Linked DNA regions of Homo sapiens: region 1 is linked to region 2. Evidence: read pairs that join two places in POLR2A ChIA-PET (ENCODE). Cell type or tissue: B cell. All regions are shown on one strand. Links, peaks and the distances in the headings refer to the core of each region. The heading gives the core; the rest is flanking DNA.

Region 1 (6,835 bases), core at 1-2,500, 580 kb after region 2:
TTATTCAGATGGACTCACTCCTTTCAATACACTTTGTTTAGTTAACTTAAAAATTTTTTGTATTTTAAATTTTTGTGGGTACATAGTAGGTGTATATATTTAAAGGGTAATGAGATGTTTTGATACAGTCACGCAACGTGAAATAATCACATCATGGAGAATGGGGTATCCATCCCTTCAAGCACTTATCCTTTGTGTTACAAAGGATCCAATTACACTTTTAGTTATTTTAAAATGTATAATTATGGTATTAATGACAGTCACTCTGTTGTGCTATCAAATAGGTCTTATTCATTCTTTCTATTGTTTTTTGTACCTATTAACTGGTAACACCATCTCCCCAACCCCTCATTACCCTTTAGTAACAAGTTAACTTTAGTTAACTTCTTATTTAAAAAATGATCCCCAATTTATTTTATTTTCCACTGAGAAGTAACTACTTTGTGGGTAATCAAATAAATAGTTGAGAACTTGAACTCAAAAGTCACTAGTAAAATATTTGGTCAAAATAATTTAATTACAAATATACAAATGGCAAACAGGCATACGAAAGGGTACTCAGCACCACTGATGAGAGAAATGCAAATCAAAACTACAATGATACCTCATCTCACCCCAGTTAAAATGGCTTATACTCAAAAGACAGGCAATAACAAGTGCTGGGAAGGGTGTGGAGAAAATGGAACTCTCGTACGCTGTTAGTGGGAATGTAAATCAGTAAAACCACTATGGAGAACAGTTTGGTGGTTCCTCAAAAAACTAAAAATAGAGCTATCATATGATCCAGCAATCCCACTGCTAGGTATATACCCAACAGAAAGGAAAACTGTACAAAGAGACATCTGCACTCCCACTTTTGTTGTAACACTATTCACAACAGCCAAGATTTGGAAGCAACCTAAGTGTCTATAAACAGATGAATGGATAAAGAAAATATGGTACATATACACAATGGAGTATTATTCAGCCATAAAAAAGAATGAGATCCTGTCATTTGCAAAATAATGTAATTATACTTTTACCCTGGACTTTTTATATTATGAGGAAATAACATTACATTTATTGGTTACCTGCAGTTGGTGAGGCATTTATACATGTTATATTATGCTATCTTATTTAATCCTCACAATAACCCAATAAAATATTCCTTTAGAGGAGGAAACGGTGACTCAGAAGTGCAGAGTCTTGCCTAAGGTCATACAAGTAAACAGAACACATCACTCACTTCTTATGAGAAGAAATCTCACTGTAAGTGATAACCCAACTGGCAGCTTTTCTTCTTAGAACATGTAATTTTCTCTTCGGGACTCCATCCTAAATATTTAATTTACATAATCATATTACTAGAGTATCTCAAATATTTATTTACATAATTAAAAGCACTCAAATCATAGGGCTCCAAAATGTATTTCAAAATAAGTTCTGTTAAAGTAATATATTTCTTAGTCACTTTGTGGTTTATTGCACTTCCGGAACCAGCTATTGATAAACTTCCTCTTTTTCTACAGAAACTATTTCAGTTTGCTAGAGGAACATTTTAAATCTGAATTGAACCACCCATTTTCCTTTCTTAGCCAAATCACCAAAATGTCCAGTTAGAACAAGAATTTAGCATTCTGCAAAAGAAGTTAACAGCTGAGGTAAGAAAATTTTCACACAATTTGGTTTGATCTTGCTTTATATAAAATTTATTTTAAAAACTGTCATTAGTGTTTTAAACTTAAACTCTGATAGTCTAAAGATGTCTATAACAGGTTTTTGTGGTTTTGTTGCATAGAATTAAAAAATACTCAGTTCAGCTTGCCTTAGAAAAATATTTTCACCTAGGTTTGTATAAGACCTTTTAAGTTTATTTAATCTCACACACACACACACACACACACACACACACACACATATTTTTTTTTTTTTTTGAGATAGAGTCTTGCTCTGTCTCCCAGGCTGGAGTGCAGTGGCACGATCTCAGCTCACTGCAACCTCCACCTCCTGGGTTCAAGCAATTCTCCTGCTTCAGCCTCTCAAGTAGCTCGGATTACAGGCGCCCACCACCACGCCTGGCTAATTTTTTTGTATTTTTAGTAGAGATGGGGTTTCACTATGTTGCCCAGGCTGGTCTCCTACTCCTGACCTTGGGTGATCCGCTTACCTCCGCCTCCCAAAGTGCTGGGATTACAGGAGTGAGCCACCGCTCCCAGCCACAATCATATTTGTTAACCTTAGTTTTAGAATTAAAAAGAAACTATAGCCATGGCAGATAAAGCTAAGGGTTAGAAATAGAACTAGATTCCACAGGCTATGACTGAATTTATAACCTCCAAAATATTAATTGTTAAAAGTTCTAATGTACTTTTTATAGAATTTTCCTGTACATAATATAATGCATAAATTAAAATTTTTGTATCCCCTTTAGTTTGCATAGTAAGAATGGTCACTTTCACTTAATTTAGAAAGAAAAAGAAATCAGATGTGGTATTTGACTATTATTATTATACATGCTTTATTTTTTACATATAGATTTTATATTTAATAATGATGACATGAAAACATTATGGCTCATTTTAAAAGCTTACTAAGCCAAAAATGTTAGTCAATAATCAAACATGCATGCGTATATTAATATCATCTACGTGTTTATGTCACATTATCTGAGACTTTAGAACATAGTATAAGATAGAAGAAACCTATAGAATAAACAATAGAAAATTGTTAATATGCATAAAAGATGCTTGCTGTGGGTAAAATGGGCAAATAAAAACTGCAAAGAGTATTTTACATAGACTTGTAATTTCAGGGAATAATATGTTCATAGTGGGTGATATCCCATTTCAACACTTAATAAATATTCATGACTTTCTCTTAGAAGGATTTCTTCTAAGTAATTACTGTGGAAGTCAGAAAATAAAGATATTTATCTCTTTTTCAGATTAGGCTTGTCTATATATTTTTCTACTTCTAATATTTAGTTTATTTCATTATGCATAAAGTCATAAAATTATATTAAATTTTTTTCACTGTCATATTTCATAAAATTAAAAAATTTCCCATCGATCCTTATGGTGTGTTTTTGTCATAGAATCCCATACTTTTTTTTTTTTTTTTTGAGATGGAGTCTCCCTCTGTCACCCAGGCTGGTGTGCAGCGGCACCATCTTGGCTCACAGGCTCACTGCAACCTCCGCCTCCCAGGGTCAAGAGATTCTTCTGCCTCAGCCTCCTGAGTAGCTGGGATTACAGGCACCCACCACCACGCCTGGCTAATTTTTTGTATTTTTAGTAGAAACGGGGTTTCACCATGTTGGTCAGGCTGGTCTTCAACTCCTGACCTCAAGTGATTGGCCCACCTCGGCCTCCCAAAGTGCTGGGATTACAGGCAGGAACCACTGCGCCTGGTCCCATACATGTTTTTAAAGGGTTAGTCCCAAATCTAAAGTTTACTAGTAGTGCCTGTGTTTTCCAGCTAATTCCCACATAATTCTACTTAGAAGGAAACTTTAATTCTGATTAAGTTTGAATTGAGAAACATAAATCTGATGCCTTTCAATGTCCAAGCTTTAAAAAAAAAATCACCACAAAATTTTCAGTAAACTTACTAAATATGACACTTTATAGAAACCATTCCAAATTCTTATAATAGTTTTCGTAGAATCAGGACTAAAATGGGTTTTCAGGTATTTCTTTCCTACCCTTTATCTAAGACTACCTACAAGTGTTATTTACGTGTAATTCCCACCAACTCACATCTCCTTCCTTCATAAAGCATTTCTATTTCATAACTTTTCTATGAAAGGCAGTATAGCACATACAGTGAAATGTGATAGAAAGAAACGGTTCTGGCACAAGATTAGCATGATTTTTGTATTAGTGCCACTACTTAGAGCTGTGATACTGCCAAGTTACCCAACATCGTGGTGTCTCAGTTTCCTTATCTGTAGGATGAAAAAACCACCACCTAGCTAATTAAAATAGGATACTGCTTAGCCTTTGGTGGGTGCTCAGTAAATGGTCACTATCATGATACAAGATGGTCATCAAATACTTCCTATTGTAGTTGAAGGTCAATTTCTCTTTCCACTTTTCCTCAAGATGCAGAATGGCTGGTTTTTTCTTTTACGGTTTCAAAACTTCACTAGTTAGAGATAATACTACTGCTAAATTTTAATCTATTATATTTGCATCACAACTTTTATTATATCAAAGTAATTGATACAGCTATCTATACTTGTCTTTTGTCTAGGATATGCTCTCCAAATCTTGATTCTCTTTAAAAGATAATGGCATACTTCCTAACATATCCAACTTAACAGCATCAATTTTAAATGCTGGACCCTTTAAGTACTTATGCATTATATTTATAAGAACATGTCTATGGCCGGGCTCGGTGGCTCATGCCTATAATTCCAGCACTTTGGGAGGCCAAGGTGGGTGGGTCACTTGAGTCCAGGAGTTCAAGGCAAGTCTGGGTGACATGGTGAAACCCCATGTCTACAAAAAATACAAAAATTAGTTGGGCGTGGTGTAGTGCACCTGCAGTTTCTAACTTCTTTAGGGAAGCTGAGGTGTGAGGAGGATCGCTTGAGCCCAGGAGGCAGAGGCTGCAGTGAGCTGAGATTGCACCACTGCACTGCAACCCGGGTGACAGAGTGAGACCCTGTCTCCAAACGGAAAAAAAAAAAAAAAAAGAACATGTCTTATACACGGGGACTCCTGCTTCACTGTAACTGTCTTTAAAATGTTTAAATTTATGTTTTTCTTTTTAAAATATTCTAAATATTCAGCAAAGAAAAAGAACCAAAATCACAGATTTAAACCTCAAAGTGCCAGCCTATAATAATGAGTAAAAACCGGCATATGAGGGCTGACAAATTTGCTTGAGCAGCAGACTAAGGGATTTCTGGAAAACTCTATATAAAACGTACACGGGTACATGGGTTCTTTGGAATAATTGCTAGGTATGCTTCTGGATAGTGTCAGGGAAAAAAAAAGGGAGAGGATGGTAAGGATACTCACAGCAGACAGGAGAGCCTGAAATGAAAGGTAAATGAATTTGAAAGGATGGTTCCTTCTGGTCCTCCATTTTAGAAAGCAAGCTCCTCTTTACTGTCTCCCTGCACTCACAAACACAGGCCAGCCACAACAGAGCAGCATTTTGCCGTTGCTTCTTTCATCTACTTCAATCATCTCCCCCCACCCCCAACTTCATTTTGCCTACTTCAATCATCTACACTGCCTTCTTGCTAATTATATAACCACTGCTTTTTTTTTCACCTGTTTATTAACTTTTCTTCTTTTCTGTATCTTCTCTAGTCAATTGACCTTCCTCTTTTCTGTTCGCTGCTTCCTAGAGTTTTTGTTTTTTCTCTTTTGTGTTATTTTGTATTTCTTTGCATTGCCTTTTATATTATTCTAAATCTCCTTTTTATTCCCCTGCCCAATATTGTTCTTTACCTACAGAAACAATGTTGGTACTTCAGGTACACACCACTTACATATTTTAAAATGTGTATGCTAAATAACCTTCCACACTGGTAGTAACGCTGGCCTCATTACCGCTGGGAAAAAAGTCAGTTTTTTCCACTACCATATTCCCTATTTATTCCTCTTTTAAATCTTTCTTCTCCTTCTCTGGACTACACTGAATTGCCATCATAGAATTCTAATACAGTTTCTAGTACTCTGATGTGGCAGATCCTAGGAGGATAAAAAGCTAACTGAAGAGTGGTAGAAAGTGTTAGGATAGGCAAAAAATGGAATTTGGTTTTAATATTGCCATAACCGTTAACTGACAAGTGAAAATCTCATACATGGAGGGTTCCACCAGCTTACTACTGACAGTAGAGGATAGGAGCCTATCAAAATTGATCTTACAAACTAACCTGGGTTTAAAATTATGTTCCTGTTTGGGCCCTGTCCTTCTCTAATGCCTTTTTCAGCTAACTGAAAAGAGGAACCGTATGGTTTCCTTATTTTAAGCAAAGTCACAAAAGAGGAAACATTTTTGGCTAAAGACAATTCATGGCTTATATTTTCTGATGCTTTGCATAGCATTAAAACAGATTTTTAAAATGAAGTTCTGAAGAGAATAACATTTTCTAAAGAAGTCCCCCCGCCTTTTTTTGTAATCTATAAGAATAATGGGTAGGAACTGCATGGATGATGACCATCCAGAGATTATTCAAATCCCTATATCTATGCCAAAAGTGTTCAAATTTTCCCTTTTAAATCTTTTGCAAAATGGATAAAAAGCAGAATTTATTAACTCAGATTTCACTGCCTCTGCTTATTTTCTGGTAGAAGTACTAGTAAAAAGCAAAAACTAAAATGGAAAGGAATCAAGAAGCCCAATACAGGTTAAATGTTTACTGTGCTCCTAATATATAAGGCATTAACTACAAAGAAATCAAAATATAAAAACATGAGGCAATAAAGGGTAGCAGAAAGAATGTATGCTTTGGAATCAGGTGGCCCTGGGTACAAACTCCCAATCTGTCACTTCGAGTGGTATAACATCAGGCAAACTGCTTAACTCATTTGACACTGTCTCTTTATCTGTAAATAAGGGATCCCTTTACCTTCCTTATAAAGTCATTTGAAGGTTCTGTGAAATAAAGTATGCAAAACTGGGATAGTACAACACATAATATGCTCTAGATAAGTATTTTTCTTTCTCCTTTCTGCCTTCTTCAAGGTTCTTTATAATCTTGTTCAAGGAAGTAGGTATAGGAAAATGTGAAAAGTAAACACAATTACTTAAGAGAATAGAAGTGTGAGTGAGATACATACATGAATTATGTAAGGAACCATAAAAACAATAAATGAGAGCTAGGGGGAATTCAGTA
Region 2 (7,277 bases), core at 1,582-4,081:
CAATATAACATTGGATATCTGAATGACTATGGTTTCCAATTCAATTGAAAAGAATATAATTTTTACGTGTGTTTGTTCAATACAGTTGACTTTTTAAAAAGATATTTAAAGTGTTTAGTGGTTTAATTGAGGTAGAAAATTTTGAGGGTCTGTGTTCGTTTATATATCCCTAGCAATAGCATGTCATGCTCCATTGGATTTTACAGTTGGTAAAGTTAGGGTACATATTACTTAGAGAGTAAGATCAATGATTTATCTGTGCAGGAAGTAGAAATATTTTCCTTTTTTACAGGCTACTAAAACTCGACTTAGCAAGGTATTCTCTGCCATGTTGGCGATTCATTCCAACAAACCAGGTATGGTGAAATCTTTGTCAATTTTTCTATGTTTTATTTAGACTCAAGCCATTTTGGATTTTATTTCGATTGATGAATCTAAGAGAAATTATTTTGAGGACTTGAGCTTAGGCAGTTGGCCTCAGCAGTTTTTCTTACTGAATAGCTGCCTCATAGTTCACCCCTGCCTACTATATACTAGTTACTGTCCTAGGTGTTGTATCTGCAGGCAAGAAGGACTGTATTTCTTTTTTTTTTGAGACGGAGTCTCGCTCTGTCGCCCAGGCTGGAGGGCAGTGGTGTGATCTTGGCTCACTGCAACCTCCGCCTCCCAGGTTGAAGCAATTCTCCTGCCTTAGCCTCCTGAGTAGGTGGGATTACAGGTGCCCGCCACCACGCCCAGCTAATTTTTGTATTTTTAGTAGAGACTGGGTTTTACCACGTTGGTCAGGCTGGTCTCTCGAACCCCTGACCTCGTGATCCACCCGCCTTGGCCTTCCAAAGTGCTGGGATTACAGGCGTGAGCCACCACTCCCGGCCAGACTGTATTTCTTTTTAGATGATGGCAAAATAAACTTTTGAATCCTTTGTGGGACATTTTATTTGGAGGCAGTCAAATCTGAGGAATTTTAGAAGCTTAAAGGGGAAAATATCAATATAAATTTTAGAAGAGTGCTGGTACAGAGTAGACTCATGTTTTGTAAGAGAAATATTTCTCTTGTGAATAATGTATAAATGGTCTAGTTGATAGTGGAGGGGCCTCAGCACCTATTCTCAGGGTATTAGGCTTAATCAGATATCTTATACCACACAAGACTCAAATAGACTACATTTGGCACCAGTTTACTCAGAAATATAGCAGGATAGCCTTAGGTATGTTCCTTCTGCAGAATGCTCTTAGCAGAATGGAGGTAGCCTCTGGTTCCTAAGGTGACTGTTCAGGTATGAGGAGATGAGATCATATCAGTAGGTAGGGGATCCAGTCTGGTTTAGAAGCCCCATGGATGGGCATGGCTTCTACAGATCCTAGAAAGGTCATGCTCAATTTTAGGAGTCACATGTTCAAGGAAGCCCAAAGCAATTGCTTGCCACCATTGCTGACCCTTCTATTCCAGGTGTGGTTACCAATCAGGCGTCATTTTTAACAAAAGCAATCTTGATAAGATAGGTGACCTTTATTAAATGTCTAGGGAAATAGCTAGAATGTTAACTCAGGGTTAATTTCCCATGTAGAAGGACAAAGGGTTTTAGAGAAAATTATGAATTATAATTTATTTTATTTTTTATTTTTTTGAGACAGAGTCTTGCCTCTGTTGCCCAGGCTGGAGTGCAGTGGTGTGATATCAGCTCACTGCAACCTCTGTCTCCTGGGTTCAAGTGATTCTCATGCCTCAGCCTTCTAAGTAGCTGGGATTACAGATGTGCACCACCACGCCTGGCTAATTTTTGTATTTTTAGTAGAGATGGGGTTTCGCCATGTTGGCCAGACTGGTCTCAGAACTCCCAGCCTCAAACGATCTGTGCACCTCAGCCTCCCAAAGTGCTGGGATTACAGGAGTAAGCCACTGTGGCTTGCCCTATAATTTCTCTAAATATTGAGAAAAGAGCAAAAAATAATTTTATTTGTGGTAAGATAAGCAGTTTTTTCTGGACTTTTTTTTTTGACATGGAGTCTTGCTCTGTCGCCCAGGCTGGGGTGTAGTCGTGTGATCTCAGCTCACTGCAACCTCTGCCTCCCAGGTTAAAGTGATCCTTCTGCCTCAGTCTCCGTAATAGCTGAGACTATAGGAGGGTGCCACCACGCCTGGCTAATTTTTTGTATTTTTTAGTAGAAACGAGGATTCACCATGTTGGCCAGGCTGGTCTCAAACTCCTGACATCAAGTGATCTGCCTGCCTCGGCCTCCCAAAGTGCTGGAACTACAGGTGTGAGCCACTGTGCCTGGCCTTTTTCTGGCATTTTACTACCTTTAAAATTTGTATGTGGGCCAGGCACGGTGGCTTATGCCTATAATCCCAGCACTTTGGGAAGCCGAGGCAGGCAGATCATTTGAGATCAGGAGTTTGAGACCAGCCTGAGCAACATGGTGAAAACCCATCTCTACAAAGTTACAAAATTTAGGTGGGCGTGATGGTGTATGCATGTGGTCCCAGCTACTTGAGGGGCTAAGGTGGGATTCTGGTAGGTGAAGACTGCAGTGAGCTGTTGTTTGTGCCACTGCAGCCTGAGCAACAGAGCAAGACCCTGTCTCAAAAAAAGAAAAAAATTGTATGTGACTTACAATAATGTCCTTAGATCTGATGAAAACAGTAACAGACACTTAGGTACTCATCCTCTAAATTGAACATTTGTTATCATTTACTCATTTGCTTCAGAATACTGTTTCTAATTTTAGATAACGTAGCCAAGCTTTGCAGTTAGAAACTGTCTGTCCGAACTGCTTCCCCTTTTGTTAAAGGTTTTTTTAAAAAATTGTTTGAGTGGGCCGGGCGCAGTGGCTCATGCCTGTAATCCTAGCACTTTGGGAGGCCGAGGCGGGCGGATCACGAGGTCAGGAGATTGAGACCATCCTGGCTAACATGGTGAAACCCCGTCTCTACTAAAAATACAAAAAAAATTAGCCGGGCATGGTGGCGGGTGCCTGTAGTACCAGCTACTCGGGAGACTGAAGCAGGAGAATGGCATGAACCTGGGAGGCGGAGCTTGTAGTGAGCCGAGATTGCGTCACTGCACTCCAGCCTGGGCGACAGAGTGAGACTGTCTCAAAAAAAAAAAAAAAAAAAAATTGTGCGAGTATTAAAATTGGATCATTTGGTTCTTTTCTTGTCTGACTTGATTAATTTATTGAAATGAAATCTGATGGTTTTTCACTTACAGCTTTGTGGATTATGGCAGCCAAATGGGAAATGGAAGATCGATTGTCTTCAGAAAGCGCAAGGCAACTATTTCTTCGCGCACTGCGCTTTCATCCAGAGTGCCCAAAACTTTATAAAGAAGTGAGTGTGTATGCACATAGGATGAGACAGTGATGTTTCAGTTTGGTCCTCTGGAGACATATTTTTTTTTCCTGGATTCAAGCAATTCTTACGCCTCAGCCTCCCGAGTAGCTGGGATTACAGGTGCCCGCCACCATACCTGGCTATTTTTTTTGTATTTTTAGTAGAGGCGGGGTTTTGCCATGTTGGCCAGGCTGGTTTCACTTTTTTTTTTTGAGACAGTCTTGCTCTGTTGCCCAGGCTGGAGTGCAGTGGCACGGTCTCGGCTCACTGCAAGCTCTGCCTCCTGGGTTCACACCATTCTCCTGCCTCAGCCTTCCGAGTAGCTGGGACTACAGGTGCCTGCCACCATGCCTGGCTAAATTTTTGTATTTTTTATTAGGGATGGGGTTTTACCATGTTAGCCAGGATGATCTCGATTTCCTGACCTGGTCATCCGCCCGCCTCCACCTCCCAAAGTGCTGGGATTACAGGCGTGAGCCACTGCGCCCGGCCCATGTATTCTTTATTAAATAAAAAAGGCTTCAATTTATGGAGGCTAGGAATAAGTGTGGAGGTGTGGGTAAGGACAAACATCTTTTTTATTTTTTGAGATGGAGTCTCGTTCTGTTTCCCAGGCTGGAGTGTAGTGGCCCGGTCTTGGCTCATTGCAACCTTTACCTCCTGGGTTCAAGCAATTCTCCTGCCTCAGCCTCCTGAGTAGGTGGGATCCCACGTCCGGCTAATTTTTGTATTTTTAGTAGAGATGGAGTTTCGCCCTGTTGGGCAGGCTGGTCTCAAACTCCCGAACTCAGGTGATCTGCCTGCCTCAGCCTCTGAAAGTGGTGGGATTACAGGTGTGAACCACCATGCCCGGCCAGGGAAAAACATCTTTTTGTAGGTGTTGACACTGCAGCTTCTAAGTTAGTTGAGAGGTTGGAACCCCCGCCTCCTTCCTGTGGTTGGAAGGAATAGGGAACTAGACTCTAACATTTTTTTAGCTGGGAGCCAGATTTAGCCTCTTTATACTTTTGTTTTTATTTTTTTTTCTTGTTCCCTTGGTTCTCCAAAGAAGCCCTCTTCTGGCTTCTTTGCCTTGTCTTCCTCTTTTCTCCATGTTCTTTCTGTCTCCTTTTCTTGAGATAGATACCTGGTAGTACTTCCTTTCTCTCTTCGGGGACTTACTCCCTTATGGATGGTGCCTTAGAACATTTGAGGGCCAAGCTTTAGATAAAATCCCAAATAAGAGAAAGAATGTATTGGAAGCTGCACTGTTTTCTGAGTCATTTGTCAGGATAAAAGAGAAACTGCTATTTAATTCTTTTTTTTTTTTTTTTTTTTTTTGAGATGGAGTCTCACTCTTGTTGCTCAGGCAGGAGTGCAATGGTGTGTTCTTGGCTCACTGCAACCTCCACGCCCGGGGTTCAAACGATTCTCCTGCCTCAGCCCCCGAAGTAGCTGGGATTATAGGTGTGCACCACCATGCCCCGCTAACTTTTGTATTTTTAGTAGAGATGGGGTTTTACCATGTTGGGCAGGCTGGTCTCGAACTCCTGACCTCAAGTGATCCGCCCGCCTGGCCTCCCAAAGTGCTGGGATTACAGGCATGAGCCACCGTGCCCAGCCTGCTATTTAATTCTTAAATGAAAGTTAAGCCTGGGTGTGGTGGCTCATGCCTTTAATCCCAGCACTTTGGGAGGCTGAGGCAGGAGGATCACTTGAGGTCAGTTGTTTCAGGCCAGGCAGCAACGTAGCAAGATCCTGTCTCTACAAAAAATAAAAATAAAAAAATTATCTGAGTGTGATGGAATGCACCTCTAATCCTAGCTACTCAGGAAGCTGAGGCAAGGGGATCACTTGAGTGCAGGAATTCATGGCCGAAATGAGCTGTCATCACCAGTGCACTCCAGCTTGGGTGACAGAGCAAGACCCTGTCTCAAAAAAATTTTAAAAAGCATCTCCAAAGATTTTCAGTTTATTTCTCTTCTGTAGTACTTTAGGATGGAGCTGATGCATGCTGAAAAACTGAGGAAGGAGAAGGAAGAATTTGAAAAAGCCAGTATGGATGTGGTAAGGTTCTAATTATTTTATTCTCACTTGCTAACGATGTATAACATTTTGAGCCTGCTTAGGAGTAAGAGAAAATATTTGGAATATATTTTTCTTTTTTTTTCTTTTTTTTTGAGACGGAGTCTCGGTCTGTCACACAGGCTGGAGTGCAGTGGCACCATCTTGGCTCACTGCAACCTCTGCCTCCGGGTTCAAGCTTTAATGTTTAATGTTGTTACATTTTGAAACTTCCAGATGAGTTAGTGTTACTTATAAATGGACTTAGTTAGGAAAATGAAGCTTTATGCTATAAAAATAGATATTTGGACTAATTAATGTGGTTCTCAAAATTGTTACTTACAGAATAGCCAAATACTATTCTTTAACGCTGTATGATCTCATAAAGTGATATATTAATGGATTCAAGGAGCTTGAGAAAGGTTGTGAAATGTGTGGTTTCCTGGCCTTCTTTCTTTCCCTTTTTATATAATTTTTTATATGACAGAATAATTAAAAGATTTAGAATGTTAGAGCTGAGAAGAAACTTTGCTATTGTCTGTTATTGTGGTTTCCAGCTTAGAACTTTTTTCTCAGACGGAGTGTTGCTCCTTGTCGCCCAGGCTGGAGTGCACTGGCACGATCTTGGCTCACTGCAACCTCCGCCTCCCGGGTTCAAGTGATTCTCCTGCCACAGCCTCCGAAGTAGCTGGGATTACAGGTGCCCGCCACCACTCCCGGCTAATTTTTGTATTTCTAGTAGAGATGGGGTTTTGCCATGTTGGCCAGGCTGGTCATGAACTCCTGATCTCAAGTGATCCGCCTGCCTCGGCTTCCCAAAGTGCTAGGATTATAGGCATGAGTCACCACGCCAGGCCAGGACTTTTTTATTCAAATAAAATGTTACAGAGAAGCGCAAACAAGACATGTAAAATCTGACCTGTTTTGGTCCAAATGGAGAGTGAGGCCTTAAGCCATGTGATCTTGCCACCACTCTTGGAGCCTCAGAGAACACAGTTGGAAGGTCAGTGATCTTGTTCAAGCTGCACACTTTACAAGTGAGGGAACTGGCCCGGAGAGAGAGACATGATTTACCAGTGGTCATATGGCACAGGTAGTCTAGGATTGTTAATTTTCGTCCTAGTGCTTTTCCTCCTTGTACTACCTGTTAAGTTACGTTTGATATAACACTCTTTAGGAGAATCCTGATTATTCTGAAGAAATCCTTAAGGGCGAGTTGGCATGGATCATCTACAAAAATTCTGTAAGCATAATTAAAGGTAGGTATCTTTTGAACATTATTTTTGGTAGGAAAGTGAAACATTCTTTTCTTAATGAAGATCTTTAGCTAGTTTTGAAATTTTCCATTAGAATGTGTATAAAACTCTGTAGGAATAGTGTCCTGTTTCTTTCAGAAAATACTTATTTTTCCTAGGCTATAATTGAACATTTCAGTAACTTATTTATTTTTTGAGATGGAGTCTTGATCTGTTGCCCAGGCTGGAGTGCATTGGCGTGATCTCGGCTCACCACAACCTCTGCTTCCTGGGTTCAAGTGATTCTCCTGCCTCAGCCTCCCAAGTAGCTGGGACTATAGGTGTGTGCCACCCTGCCCAGCTAATTTTTGTATTTTTAGTAGAGACGTAGTTTCACTATGTTGGCTAGGCTGGTCTCGTACTCCTGACCTTGTGACCTGCCCGCCTTGGCCTCCCAAAGTGTTGGGATTACAGGCGTGAGCCACCATGCCTGGCATAAGTCTCTTTTTAAAATTTATATTCTACTCCCATTTTTTTCCCTTAAATTTTAATAGGTTTGGGCCGGGTATGGTGGCTCATGCCTGTAATCCCAGCACTTTGGGAGGCCAAGGCAGGTGGATCACCTGAGGTCAGGAGTTTGCGACCAGCCTGGCCCACATGGTGAA

What was found. ChIA-PET counts read pairs that join two places held together with the same protein. Peaks named below come from ENCODE experiments on the same cell type or tissue, not always from the same donor. Only the 100,000 strongest peaks of a DNase experiment are listed, where the experiment ranks them.
Region 1: POLR2A ChIA-PET joins it to region 2 with 6 read pairs; 1 of 35 experiments calls an interaction of 5 or more read pairs at or near these places.

The regions. Positions count from the first base shown.
Region 1 is chr17:31,308,784-31,315,618 of GRCh38, reverse strand. All of the region lies in intron 36 of NF1 (neurofibromin 1), which reads right to left. EVI2B (ecotropic viral integration site 2B) reads left to right here and starts at 1,565. Exons shown (of 2, transcript NM_006495.4): 1 at 1,565-1,640. RefSeq lists an enhancer at 4,338-4,417. In B cell, for the core only: no CTCF peak of the experiment used is centred there; a DNase peak (open chromatin) is centred at 1,478; H3K4me3 peaks cover 2,216 bases; H3K27ac peaks cover 2,192 bases.
Region 2 is chr17:31,885,339-31,892,615 of GRCh38, reverse strand. It overlaps UTP6 (UTP6 small subunit processome component), which reads left to right. Exons shown (of 19, transcript NM_018428.3): 6 at 293-356; 7 at 3,213-3,331; 8 at 5,303-5,380; 9 at 6,555-6,636. Among named protein-coding and RNA genes, the nearest start is that of UTP6, 13 kb to the left of the region's middle. RefSeq lists an enhancer at 2,494-2,673. In B cell, for the core only: no CTCF peak of the experiment used is centred there; DNase peaks (open chromatin) are centred at 2,761 and 3,245; H3K4me3 peaks cover 1,659 bases; H3K27ac peaks cover 2,500 bases.